3 separate regions of the Mus musculus genome follow, and all the other regions are linked to region 1. The links are chromatin contacts, found by Hi-C or POLR2A ChIA-PET in ENCODE. All regions are on one chromosome and are shown on one strand. Each heading gives the region's core, a stretch centred on a gene start or an enhancer-like site at or near the end of the contact. The rest is flanking DNA. Distances are from core to core; before and after follow the strand shown.

Region 1 (3,944 bases), core at 644-3,143:
AGCCAGGGCTATACAGAGAAACCCTGTCTCGAAAAACAAAAACAACAACAACAAATAAAAAACCCCAAAACAACAACAACAAAAAATTGTGAAGCAGGGTGGTGGTGGGAGGCAGAGGCAGGCAGATCTCTGGGTCTGAAGCTAGCCTGATCTACAAAACTATTTCCAGAACACCAAGGACTACCCAGAGAAATCCTGTCTCAAAAACCAAACAAACAAATGACTATAGTTGCGCTTTACTTCAGATTTCAGTGAAATTTCAGATTAGTAATTGTGAAAATGGCTACCTTTACACAATATGTTTATTTTTATAAAACACAGCTAAGTGAAAGAAAACTAAATTCACTCATGTATTTTGGTGTTTATATTACTGTGAAAATTGTATTTATGTATTCATTTTCGACAAAAAAGTAAGGACTCATACTATTTTGTAATCTTATTACAATTTAATTCAATGCCAATACATGTATTTCTACAAGAATATGTATTTTAATATCCTCATGTAATTCCAAGTGGAAGAATTCTGATTGACTTAATTAAAAAGGTTGTTATTAATTTTAATTTTTCTTTTGTTCTCTTTCTTTCTTACCTTTTTTTTTTTCCTTATTTTCTCTGTGTAATAATGCTGGCTGTCCTGGGACTCACTCAGTAGACCAGGCTGGCCTCACAGAGATCCAGTCACACAGATCCATCTGCCTCTGCCTACCAAGTGTTGAGATTAAGGGCGTGCAACACCACTGCCATGCTTACTACAGAATTTTCAAGTATTTTTACTATAATAAAACATAAATTTGCTTTTTCTTCCAGAAACTTCCATCCTAGTCAGACTAGTGTGGGGCTAAACAACCTCCTCCCAGGGGTCTTTATCACCTATTAAGGGTATAGACATAACGTGTATGTATAATTTTTCACTTAAATCTCTGAGAGAAAAAAAACAAAAACCAACTGATCCCAGTTATTTCAAAACTTAGACTCAACTGGCGAACAGCTATAGTCCCAGCAACAAGGGAGACAAAGGCTGAGTTCGAGGTCAGCCTGGTCTGTGGGAGTCTAACAGTGCAAGTCCCACAGCAGCTGGGGTGGTTTCACAAAGAAACACTGTAGTGGAAACAAACTAACAAACAAACAAAAAGCCAACAAAACAAAAGAAAACAAAACCCCAACATTTAAGTCTCCCTTTCCTCCCTCAGACCTATTTTAGGGGTGGAGGAGCGCAGGATTTTGTGGAAACAGTACCTATTTCCTACCAAACTCTTCCTGCTTTCCCCTTAGCCTGAAGGTACGAAGCGCACAAGCCCTGTGACAATGGGATACAGTTTTTCCCTTGTGGCTCCCCGGCGGGCGTGGAACTCTCGAGCCTCCTGCCTCGGCCTCCGAGGAGCCGGTGACAGGCAGCACTGCCCCGCCCACGCACCGAGAACGGGGCGGGTCTAAGGGCGCCGACCTCGTCCCTGCCCCCACACCCTCTTCCGGAGGGGAAAAAATACCCCAGCAAGTCACCGCGCTTTGTCTTAACGTTCCTTTGCCAGCGCTAAACACCGCCAAAGAGGTCACCTAGGGAACCAGAGCAGAAACTGGCCCGCATAAAAATCAAATAGGACCTGCTGAAAAACACGCAATTATTTCTACCGGAAGTACTGGGGAATATAAAACACTTGTTACCACAGATTTCGACAGTTTTTCCGGCTACAGTATCACAGGAAAGTGGGATTTAGTCGTCTCGTCCCACCATCCTCAGATTTCACAAATACTTAAAAATAAAAATAAATAAAAAATTAAAAAAAAAAATCTCCTCAGGCTTTTCCCGCCAGATAATGGGGGCGGATCCTGCTCCGCTCTCTCCGCTCCGCCCCGGAGCTGCGTCCTCAGCTCTCGGGCGCCCCCGTCGCCTCAAGTAGATTTTAGAATTCTCCCAGGAGCCCCAGCGGGAGGAGGCTCCGCCCCCTCATGAATATCGAGCAGCCTCGCCTCCTCTGCCCCTCCCCTCATGAATATTCAGAGATCTCCCGGGAACCCTGCGGGCGGAGCCTCACCCTCTCAAGAAAGGATGAGACGCCGGGATCCTCGGCTCTTTTGCCTCCTCTCTTGAATCGCTCGGAGCACTCCCAGGAGTCCACGCACGGGAGGAGGCCCCACCCCCTCGCGAATAGAAAGAAACCTCGGCTCTTCAGTCTTTCCCTTATGAATACCCAGAACCTTCTCGGGAAACGCCCCCAAGCAGGCCACGCCCTCTCATGAATACTAAGCAGAGGCTCCCATGGTGCCCTCCTGTTCAGGGATGTTATTCGGAGTGAGGCCCTTAAAAGCCCGTGCTACCTCCATTTTAGACACCAAGTTGCTGAACGGGAGAAACGGGAGCTCTTATGGTAGGGTAAGTGGGGAGGCTGTAAATGGAGATCTCAAACTTGGAGGAGTTATACGCTCCACTACGTTTTTTTACACTCAGGTTTTAAAAAAAAGATTTTATTTACTTTACGTTTAGGAGTCCACTTTTGCTGTCTTCAGACACCCAGAAGAGGGCATCAGTTCTCATCACAGATGGTTATGAGCCACCATGTGGGTGCTGGGAATTGAACTCAGGACCTCTGGAAGAGCAGTCAGTGCTCTTAACCACTGAGCCATCTCTCCATCCCTACACTCAGTTTTAAGGCAGTTTCCGATTCACTCTTCCCCTGGGCCAACAGGATCTGTCACAAGAGCTTTTCATTAAAAAGTTGTTAGATGCCTGGTGTGATGGCATTTCCCGATGGAGGCAGGAGGCTAAACCAGCCTAAGCTACTTGAGAATCTGGCTCAACCACCCCACCCCCAAAGCCCTTAATATTAAATTCTCATTTATTTACAGATTCTGTGTCTTTTTCTTTTCTCTTTTTCTTTGAGACAAGGTCTTGTTGGGTAGTGCTAGGCTAGCCTAAACCTCTGACTCTTGCATGAGCCAGTTACAGTGCTGGGATTACAAAAATCATGATCCAGTATGCAGGGCTTGATTCAGATGGAAGCCTGCAGTGGGGCAGGCTGTCTGGGAGGCCTTAAAGATATAACAGAATGATACATATTATTTGAGACTGGGTCTCTTGTAGTCCAGGCCTCCTAGACTCCTCAGGTACATAGGCATATATATTCAGGAAAAACACCTATCCACATAGAAACACAAGAAAACCAAACAACCAGTTAAAGTAGATAACAGATACCCTGACTTCCCTGGGTTGGAGTAGCCTAGCGGTAGAATGCTTGCCTAGAACACACTGGAGCCTAGTTTCCACCCCTAGCATCCTCAAAGTCCTGACTTCCCTCTTCTAAATCTTCCTCCAGGTTTCTTTTGGAAATCTGTACCTCTTAGATGTTGGGAGCATTAGCATTAGTATGTACTTAGCAGATGTGAGGTCCCAGGTTCAAACCCCCACCCTACCCCCAAAAAGCAAAAAAAAAAAAAAAAAAAAAAAAACCCACTTTACATGACTTTTTCTGTAGCCATACTTACTTCCCCAAGTGGTGCTGTAACCTTGAGATGACCTGTCTCGTATCTCATTTACTAAATTAGGACAGATACTTCAGTACTACCTGCCCCCTGCCTTCCTTATCCTGTACCTTAATTCTTGTACTCAAACAGCAGATGAAATAATAGCTGAAGGAAGGCTTGGGTGCAAACCTGTCATTCCAACTACTTGGGAGGCAGAGGCAGGAGGATCACAAGTTCAAGGCCTTCCTTGGAGACACGGGGTTAGGTCAAGGCCAGTCTGAGGAAGTTGATAAGACCCTGTCTCAAATAAAAAGTAAAAGAGAAGGCTTGAAGGGACTAGTATCTGCTCCAGACACCCCAAGCCAGCTTCTAGGCACAAAGGGGATTTATCTGCCCCAGAGGGCAAAGGGCAGGGAATAAGAGACAAAGATAGGAGGAGGGAGAAGGGGACAAGGGAAAGGGGAAGGTATATTTGTGTGGTGGTG
Region 2 (3,944 bases), core at 957-3,456, 61 kb after region 1:
CCAGCACAGCCCCCCCAACACTGGAAATTACAGAACCCCAGTCTGCACAAGTGGGAGGAAACTGCTTCAGTGTCTGCGTGGCATCCTGGCTGACCTTTGGCAAATGCGAGTGACCACAGATGCCCGCATGCCCGCTCCCATGCCAGCCAGGGTCTGCCACTGATGGTATTGGTTTGAGGCATTGGATTTTTTTGTTTGTTTTGGTTGTGGTTTAGTGTATTTTCCTCGATATGTAACCTTGGCTGGTGGCCTGAAACTCATGATGTAGACAAAGATCTGCCTGGCTCTGCATCTAGGTTAACCTGGACTCCATCAGCCATGCAATGTCACTGTGGTGGTTTGAATATGCTTGGCTCAGAGAGTGGCACGATTAGGAGGTGTGGCCTTGTTAGAGTAGGTGTGGCCTTGTTGGAGTAGGTGTGACCTAGCTGCCTGCAAGTCAGTCTTCTGCTAGCAGCCTCCAGATGAAGATGTATGCAGAACTCTCAACTCCTCCTGCGCTATGTCTGCCTGGATGCTGCCATGCTCCTGCCTTGATGATAATGGACTGAACCTCTGAACCTATAAGCCCCAATTAAATGTCCTTACAAGAGTTGCCCTGAGCCGGGCGGTGGTAGTGCATGCCTTTAATCCCAGCACTTGGAGGCAGAGGCAGGTGGATTTCTGAGTTCAAGGCCAGCCTGATCTACAGTGTGAGTTCCAGGACAGCCAGGACTATACAGAGAAACCCTGTCTTGAAAAACCAAAAAATAAAATAAAATAAAATAAAAAAAATAAAGGGGCGGGGGGGGCTGGAGAGATGACTCATTGGTTAAGAGCACTGACTGCTCTTCCGAAGGTCCTGAGTTCAAATCCCAGCAACCACATGGTGGCTCACAACCATCTGCAATGGAATGAGATCTGATGCCCTCTTCTGATGTGTCTGAAGACAGCTACAGCATACTTGCATATAACAATAAATAAATCTTAAAAAAAAAAAACCCACAAGAGTTGCCTTGGTCATGGTGTCTGTTCATAACAGTAAACCCTTAACGAAGACAGTCACCACCACCATGCCCTAGTTCGTTTTGAGCTTTAAAGAGACAAATTTGTCTCTTTCTGCTCAGTCCCGAATGCTTTATTTCTGCCTTTGTTTTGTTTTGAGTGAGATTCTCAGGCACTTTCAGCATCTCCAAACACCTCATGTTTATAAACTCAAATATGGAGAAGAAGAATGCTTGCTTGTTCCCTCCGTCCTGCCCTCCCCTCTTCTACCCCCTAATGGCACAGTCCCTGTTGGAGAATTTCAACCAGTTTCTGCAGTCCCCTCCTGCTTTGGAAGTTTCTGTGACAAGAGTCCCCCACCCCCCCCACCCCCCACAGAGGCCCTGACCACTGGGTTGGCAACTGAGCATCCTTCCTGCCCTTGCTTGCCTAGCCTCTGCCATCCCCGCCACTGCCTGGCACCCTGTAGGCCACCACCAGAAAGCACGGGAAACACTAGGCTGTCACCGCTTGGGTGGTAAAGGGGTCTTGGGGTTCAGGCAACTGCTTTCTAAGGACAGTTCTGGGAACCAAGCTCACATATCCTACTGGCTCTCTGGAGCTGTTAGAGGACCTGACCTTCCTTTCCTGCCCTGCCAGGGAAGATGACCACCCCAGGCCTGAGGCTGCTTCCCTCCTTCCTTGGGGACTCCTGCTTAGGAACCAGATGGTTTATAATGAGATCCAGCCTCCTGCTTCCTCTTCCCTCCCTTCCAGCCCAGGCAGAACCTCAGGCAAACAGTCTGAAAGAGTGGGTGGGAGGAGTAGCCCAGGGCTCCAGGGGAGTACTGTCCAGTTTAAGCTCTGTCAGAAGTGACACTCAGATGCCTCAGGCTGAGCTGCAAGTGAGCCAAGACACTGTTCTTCCACTCATTTTACAAGTGGGGAAACCGAGGTACTGCCAGGTTAACCCATAGACCAATATGGATTTTGTTGGTTTTTTTTTTTAATAACACATTATCAACCAAGGCTTTCTACGGCCTTAAATAGAAGACACCTGGGGAAATTGCAGCAGAGCCCAGCCAGCACCACCAAGCACCACTGAGAGAGCCGGTACGTAGGTGTGGGCACCTGCTAAGCCCTGAACACTCAACAATGAGCTGGCCACCCCCGGGCCAGCTCTATCCAGCTCAAGTCAGAGCTCCCCAGATCCGGACCATCTCATTTGCTCTGGAGTTTGAGGACAGATGTCCCTGTGCACTGCATTATAAAAGAAGAATCGAGAACAAGGGGATCCTGGGTATTTTACGTAAGACTCGGGTTTCAGTGAGGCATCCTGGCACATGGCTGAAATCCCAGCACTCAGGGAGCTAAGCCAGGAAGATCAAGATCGCTATGAGTTGGGAGGAGCAAGAGACAGAAGGGATCGTCTACGTAACTGTCCTAAAAGCAAACAATTATACCAGCATCTGAAACTTGGACAACGGTGTGCCTGCTTTCCTACCGCCTGAGGTTTTCTTTTCTTTTCTTTTTTTAAGATTTATTTATTGGGGGCTGGTGAGATGGCTCAGTGGGTAAGAGCACCCGACTGCTCTTCCGAAGGTCCGAAGTTCAAATCCCAGCAACCACATGGTGGCTCACAACCATCCGTAACGAGATCTGACGCCCTCTTCTGGAGTGTCTGAAGACAGCTACAGTGTACTTACATATAATAAATAAATAAATCTTAAAAAAAAAAAAAAAAAAAGATTTATTTATTATTATACATAAGTACGCTGTAGCTGTCTTCAGACACACCAGAAGAGGGTGTCAGATCTCATGGGTGGTTGTGAGCCACCATGTGGTTGCTGGGATTTGAACTCAGGACCCCTGGAAGAGCAGTCAGTGCTCTTACCCGCTGAGCCATCTCTCCAGCCCAAGGGTTTCTCCTATTGTGATGAATATCATAATATAAAGCAACTTGGGGAGGACCGGGTTTATTTCATCTTACAACTTCTGGGAGGAAAGCCTGCTTCCTTACAAAAACAAGAACCACCTACCAAGGGGTGGCACCACCCACTGTGTCCTGGGTCCTCCTACTGTCAATCATTAGTCAGAAAAACCAAAACCAAAACCAAAACCAAACCAAACCAAAACCACCAGAGCTGCCTACCAGGCTTACAGAGGCACTCTCTCAGTTAAGCGTCCGTCTTCCCAAATATGCCCACGTTTGTGTGAAGACAAGAACTAACCGGCTCACCTACTAAATGGGTTTGGTCTGGGCAAGAAGATGCAGTGGAAACAAGCTTCAGAAATGACAGGCAGGTCGGACAGTGGTAGCGCACGCCTTTAATCCCAGCACTTGGGAGGCAGAGGCAGGCGAATCTCTGAGTTGAAGGCCAGTCTGGTCTACAGAGTTCCAGGATACCTAGGACTACACAGAGAAACCCTGTCTGGGAAAAAACAACAATAACAACAACCAAACAACAACAACAACAACAACAACAAACAAAGAAAAACCCAAGCTATGAGAATGCGGTCTTGTATACGGAAATGAACCTCCTGCTCTCTACCAACCCATAGTGTATCCAATTGCACACACACACACACACACACACACACACACACACACACACACACACAGAGGCATACAAATAGCCACCGTCATAGACAAATATGTATGCACATATAGTTTTTTTGCTTGTTTGTTTTTGTCTTTAATGCAGCAGTTGAACTTAGAAAGCATCCATACTAAGCAAGCACTCTACCTCTGGCCTACATTCCAAAGCTCACACAGACTCGTGCTTGTTTGAGACAGGGTCTCACTTCCACCAGCTTGTCCTTGAACTCACGACCCTCTATACTGGTGAGATTACTTATATGCCTGTGCCATCATGCTCAACTTTTCCCGTATAAATTTTTTTTTTTTAATAAAAGACCCCTAGCCACGTGAGAATGAGGTCGTAAGCGCACCGGGGTGAAGAAGGGCACGTTCCTGTCAT
Region 3 (3,944 bases), core at 417-2,916, 43 kb before region 1:
TTTGTGGAGAGGGGCATTTCCTACCTGGGTTTCACGTGAAAGCATTCTCTGGACTCCCTCCGGAACAGCAGGGAGAGGCAAGGGCTAAGTGTAATCTGAGTGAGCTGAGTGTGGGGAGTGCTCCAGGCAGGGGAAGGACCTAGCAGCGTTCGAGTTTCCCAAGAGCAGCCCAAAAGCCTGTGACCCAGTGTGGCCTTGTCTGCTGGACTCGCCTGCTCAGGAGGGCTCCCCTCTTGAGAGTGGACTAAGTTCCTGTTAGAAAGGGTGTTACTGGCCGGGCGCAGTGGTGCACGACTTTAATCCCAGCACTCGGGAGGCAGAGGCAGGTGGATTTCTGAGTTTGAGGCCAGCCTGGTCTACAAAGTGAGTTCCAGGGCTGCAGGGAAACCCTGTCTCAAAAAACCAAAAAAAAAAAAAAAAAAAAAAAAAAAAAAAAAGAAAAGAAAAAAGAAAGGGGGTTATTAAGATCTCAAGGTCTAGACCCTTCAAAGAAAATATTTGGGGAGAGTCTAAGAATGCCAGACCTTAGAAACTGACCTATAGAAATCCTTTCCTTTTTAATAAACAGTTGGTACACAACACAAAGCAGAAAGAATCAAAATACATCGCAGTGGGTGTGGGTTTTTTTTTTTTAATGTGATTGTTTATGTATGTGTGTGTACACCAAAGGGCATGTGTGGACATCACAGGACAACTAACAGAAAGGAGTCCTTGTCTTTCCACTGTGGGCCCCAGGGATTGAACTCAGGTCCTCAGGTTTGGTGTACAACACCATTACCCCTTGAGCCCTATCATTGAGTTTTTGTAAGATTCGGTCCCTCAGAAGAAACCACATGAAAGCCAGCTGTAATGGCAGTGCTCAGAGGCTGAGAGGTAGAGTCAGGAGAATCCAGTCAAGGGCCAGCCTGGGCTAACTGAGACTCCCTCAAGACAAAATAAAACAACAACAATAATTAATAATAATACAAAAAGAAACAACAAAACCATGCTTGGATTTGCATCTCTAGACACTAGGAGCGGGTGTGAGTGGGTTTTTTGCTGTTTTCTCTGATGACGACACGAGGTAAATTCAGAAGATCCAGAGAAAACAAACGGGGGAAACTGGCACCACAGAAGGGAAGGAGAGACCTCATGTGACACAAATGAGCTTGGGCTCTGAGGATCTCCCAGACCAACAAGGCAAGCCAGCGTCTGGTGGAATGTGAGAGGCTCGCTTTGACTCCTGCCCCCTATTGACAAGTTGTTAAATTTATCACGCAAGCTCCTGACCACCCTTGAGCTCAGGCTTTAAAAGACTTCAGACTGGTTGAAATGACCCCCAGCACAGTGAGAAAACTCAGATCCATGCCCAGGGTCGCCCTACCCCCACCCCTCGCCTCCTGAGACTCACATGAGACCTTCCTCTATGTTCTCTGAACTAGGTAATGGCCCACAAAACTGGCAACAATTTGTCTTCTGAGATAGATTACCAGAGATGTGTGAGAGGGAGAAGGAAAAAGGAAGGCAGAAAAATCCATTCCTAAGGAGTCTGTAGAGATCCTCCGCTCACACCTTCCGGAGCAGCCCACTCAGTGCAGAAACTGTATCTAAATAGAGATAGCGGTTTTTTTGTTTTGTTTTTTTTTTTCCACACAAAGGGGCGGGGCTGGCTTCCTGGGAAGAAATTAAACCTCTCCGGTTTTGCCTGGTCTAAAAGTAGCTGTTCCCTGGTTACCCACCGTGGACTTTGTGATTGGCTGGCCGTGATGGTGGAGGTGGAGAGTAAGTTGCTGATGGGGTTGCAGCATCCCTTAGCTTCAGGTCCCCGGGAGGGGGAGGGAACAGGAAGCGGGAGGGAAGAGGAGCCATTTCTCCGCGCTGACCGACCTCCACGCTTGCAGCTCCCACTTCCCCGGAATCGAGGGGACTCCTCTGCTTGTACTGAGCCATGCTGGATATTTTCATCCTCATGTTCTTTGCCATCATAGGCCTGGTGGTTCTGTCCTACATAATTTACCTTCTCTAGTGGCCTGGCGCTGCAGGGGCTGCGAGGGGAAGGATGGAGCTGAAGGGCCGAGCATCCTGCTTGCTGACGCACCGGTGGAGTTTTGCTTCTGGTCATTATTCGGGTATTGATTAAAAAAAAAAAATGAAAAGAAAGCTTGTTTTTGTATCTATTTGTCATACACATTGACGTAGCATTTCTTGGATCAATGTGAAAAGAATAAGAAAGGCCAGCTTTCTTTGGGAATTGATTTAAAATGTTATTTCTTAAAAATAAACATCACTACAAATAAGTAAATAAATAAATATAAATAAAATGCACTAGGTTTTAGGTAGGATGGGAGGGAGTGTGCTGGGGGGTGGAGGGGGACAGACTATTATTTCCTAATTTCCTTCCAGGTAGATGCAAAACCAAGTTGTCCATTCTCTCCTGACAATGACTACAGTACATCCTTATGTGTGGACAAGGCAGTTTTCAAATCTGCTGGCATAATTGTATTCATTAATTCACTGCTGCGCCATAACTGCATTCATTAGTTCACTAGTGATTAACTCCCACTTGAGAAAAAATAGCAAATGAAACCTACTTGGGGTAAGGGGTGAGGGAGATGCCCACTTTCCCCAGTTGTGTAGAGGAATGGGGAGGATTCTCAGAACTCCTGCTAGTTCCTGACCAGTAGGGGTACCCCTGCTGCAGTTTGCAGCTGACCATTGTTTTTGGGTTTCCCACAGCTCCTGTGTCGGGTCCAGCAAGAGGCCTCTCACCACCAGCAGCAATCCTGAGGCCCAACTGATCTCTTCCAGTGTATCCGGATGTGGCTGACCCTTGGCACGAAGGCATTCTGTGAGGCAGGGGCACTCCTGGGGACATCAGGAGTTAGTCCAAGAATGCCAGCCACTGGCAGCTGCTGCATGCGATTGAGCTGTAGACAGGGACTATTCAGAATATGGAAGATTGGAACAGTGAAGTCAGAGTGGAGACTGCCCAAACATTCATATGGACAGCCTTTCCTTAGGTCTAAATGCAACTGCACACGATGCTAAAATATTCTTTGCTTTCTGCTTCACAAGCAGGCGTTCCCTTGTAACCTCAAGGGCAAACACTGATCAGTAATTTACAGTTTGTACAGCCTGAGGTTGCGTGGTTTCCCTTGACTTACAACCCATCCCCCACCCTCAAAATTCCCGTTATTTGCATTCTTTAAGGTTTATCATTTCTTCCCTCCTTTTCTCATTTGTTCCCAGCTCCTTAGTTGACTAGAGGCGCATGGTTGTAAAGTCCTTATTCTTTGTGCTTACCTATAAAGCATTGAAACAAAATGGCTATATTAATTTAGGAGAAAAACTTTACCCTAAATGGAAGGGTTTGAAAACTTTAAAAAAAATTTTAAACGTTCCTTTATCTTTAAAATAACAAAGCTGTTATTTCCTTGTCCAATTAGGGTTCAAACAAACAAACAAACAAACACACAAACAAACTGTGTTTTAGGATACAGCATGGATCTGACCCCAAATCCGTGTTATCTATTATTCCCTTAAAGACTCTACCATAATTGCTCTGCATTGATTTTCTTTTTTAGGTTAAAATAAACAAGAAAAAAAGAATGAATGAATAATTTCTTGTAATAATATTTTGTTCAATTGCTGTTTCAAGAAGGAACGAGCTGAGTACTGTAGCACACGCCTGTAATGCTAGCACTTGGGAGTAGAGACAGAAGGGTCAGGAGTTCAAGGCCGGCCTTGACTACATGAGATCCTATCTTCTAGAGAGGGGCTGGAGAGATGACTCAGCTGTTAACAACACTTGTTGCTTTTGCAAGGGACCCCGTTTTGGTTCCCAGCACCTAGATAGTGGCTCACAGTCATCTGTAACTCCAGTTCCAGAAATTTTGATATTTTCTGGGTTTTGCATGTACTATACACACAAGTGGCGTACAGACATACACCTGTATATATAAAAT

The links. Hi-C counts contacts between places; a loop is a spot of excess contacts on that map. ChIA-PET counts read pairs that join two places held with the same protein, here RNA polymerase II (POLR2A).
Region 2: POLR2A ChIA-PET joins it to region 1 with 10 read pairs in embryonic stem cell. The contact joins the enhancer-like site here to the promoter of Fbxo47 in region 1. A Hi-C loop is called at or near these places in 2 of 37 maps with a recorded cell type or tissue (both mouse trophoblast stem cell). POLR2A ChIA-PET finds 5 or more read pairs at or near these places in 4 of 5 experiments (Patski and embryonic stem cell).
Region 3: a map of left cerebral cortex shows a loop between it and region 1 (4-fold over the local background). The contact joins the promoter of B230217C12Rik here to the promoter of Fbxo47 in region 1. A Hi-C loop is called at or near these places in 10 of 37 maps with a recorded cell type or tissue (heart and left cerebral cortex). POLR2A ChIA-PET finds 5 or more read pairs at or near these places in 4 of 5 experiments (Patski and embryonic stem cell).

Annotation. Positions count from the first base shown.
Region 1 is chr11:97,882,261-97,886,204 of GRCm38, forward strand. It overlaps Fbxo47 (F-box protein 47), which reads right to left and starts at 1,894. Exons shown (of 11, transcript NM_001081435.1): 1 at 1,663-1,894.
Region 2 is chr11:97,943,034-97,946,977 of GRCm38, forward strand. All of the region lies in intron 7 of Plxdc1 (plexin domain containing 1), which reads right to left. Among named protein-coding and RNA genes, the nearest start is that of Plxdc1, 41 kb to the right of the region's middle. Within about 2 kb of position 2,207, at least 1 of the 3 ENCODE cell types and tissues checked has a DNase peak (open chromatin) inside an H3K27ac peak, as active enhancers do.
Region 3 is chr11:97,839,469-97,843,412 of GRCm38, forward strand. B230217C12Rik (RIKEN cDNA B230217C12 gene) reads left to right here and starts at 1,667. Exons shown (of 3, transcript NR_169086.1): 1 at 1,667-1,761; 2 at 2,006-2,108; 3 at 2,716-3,944.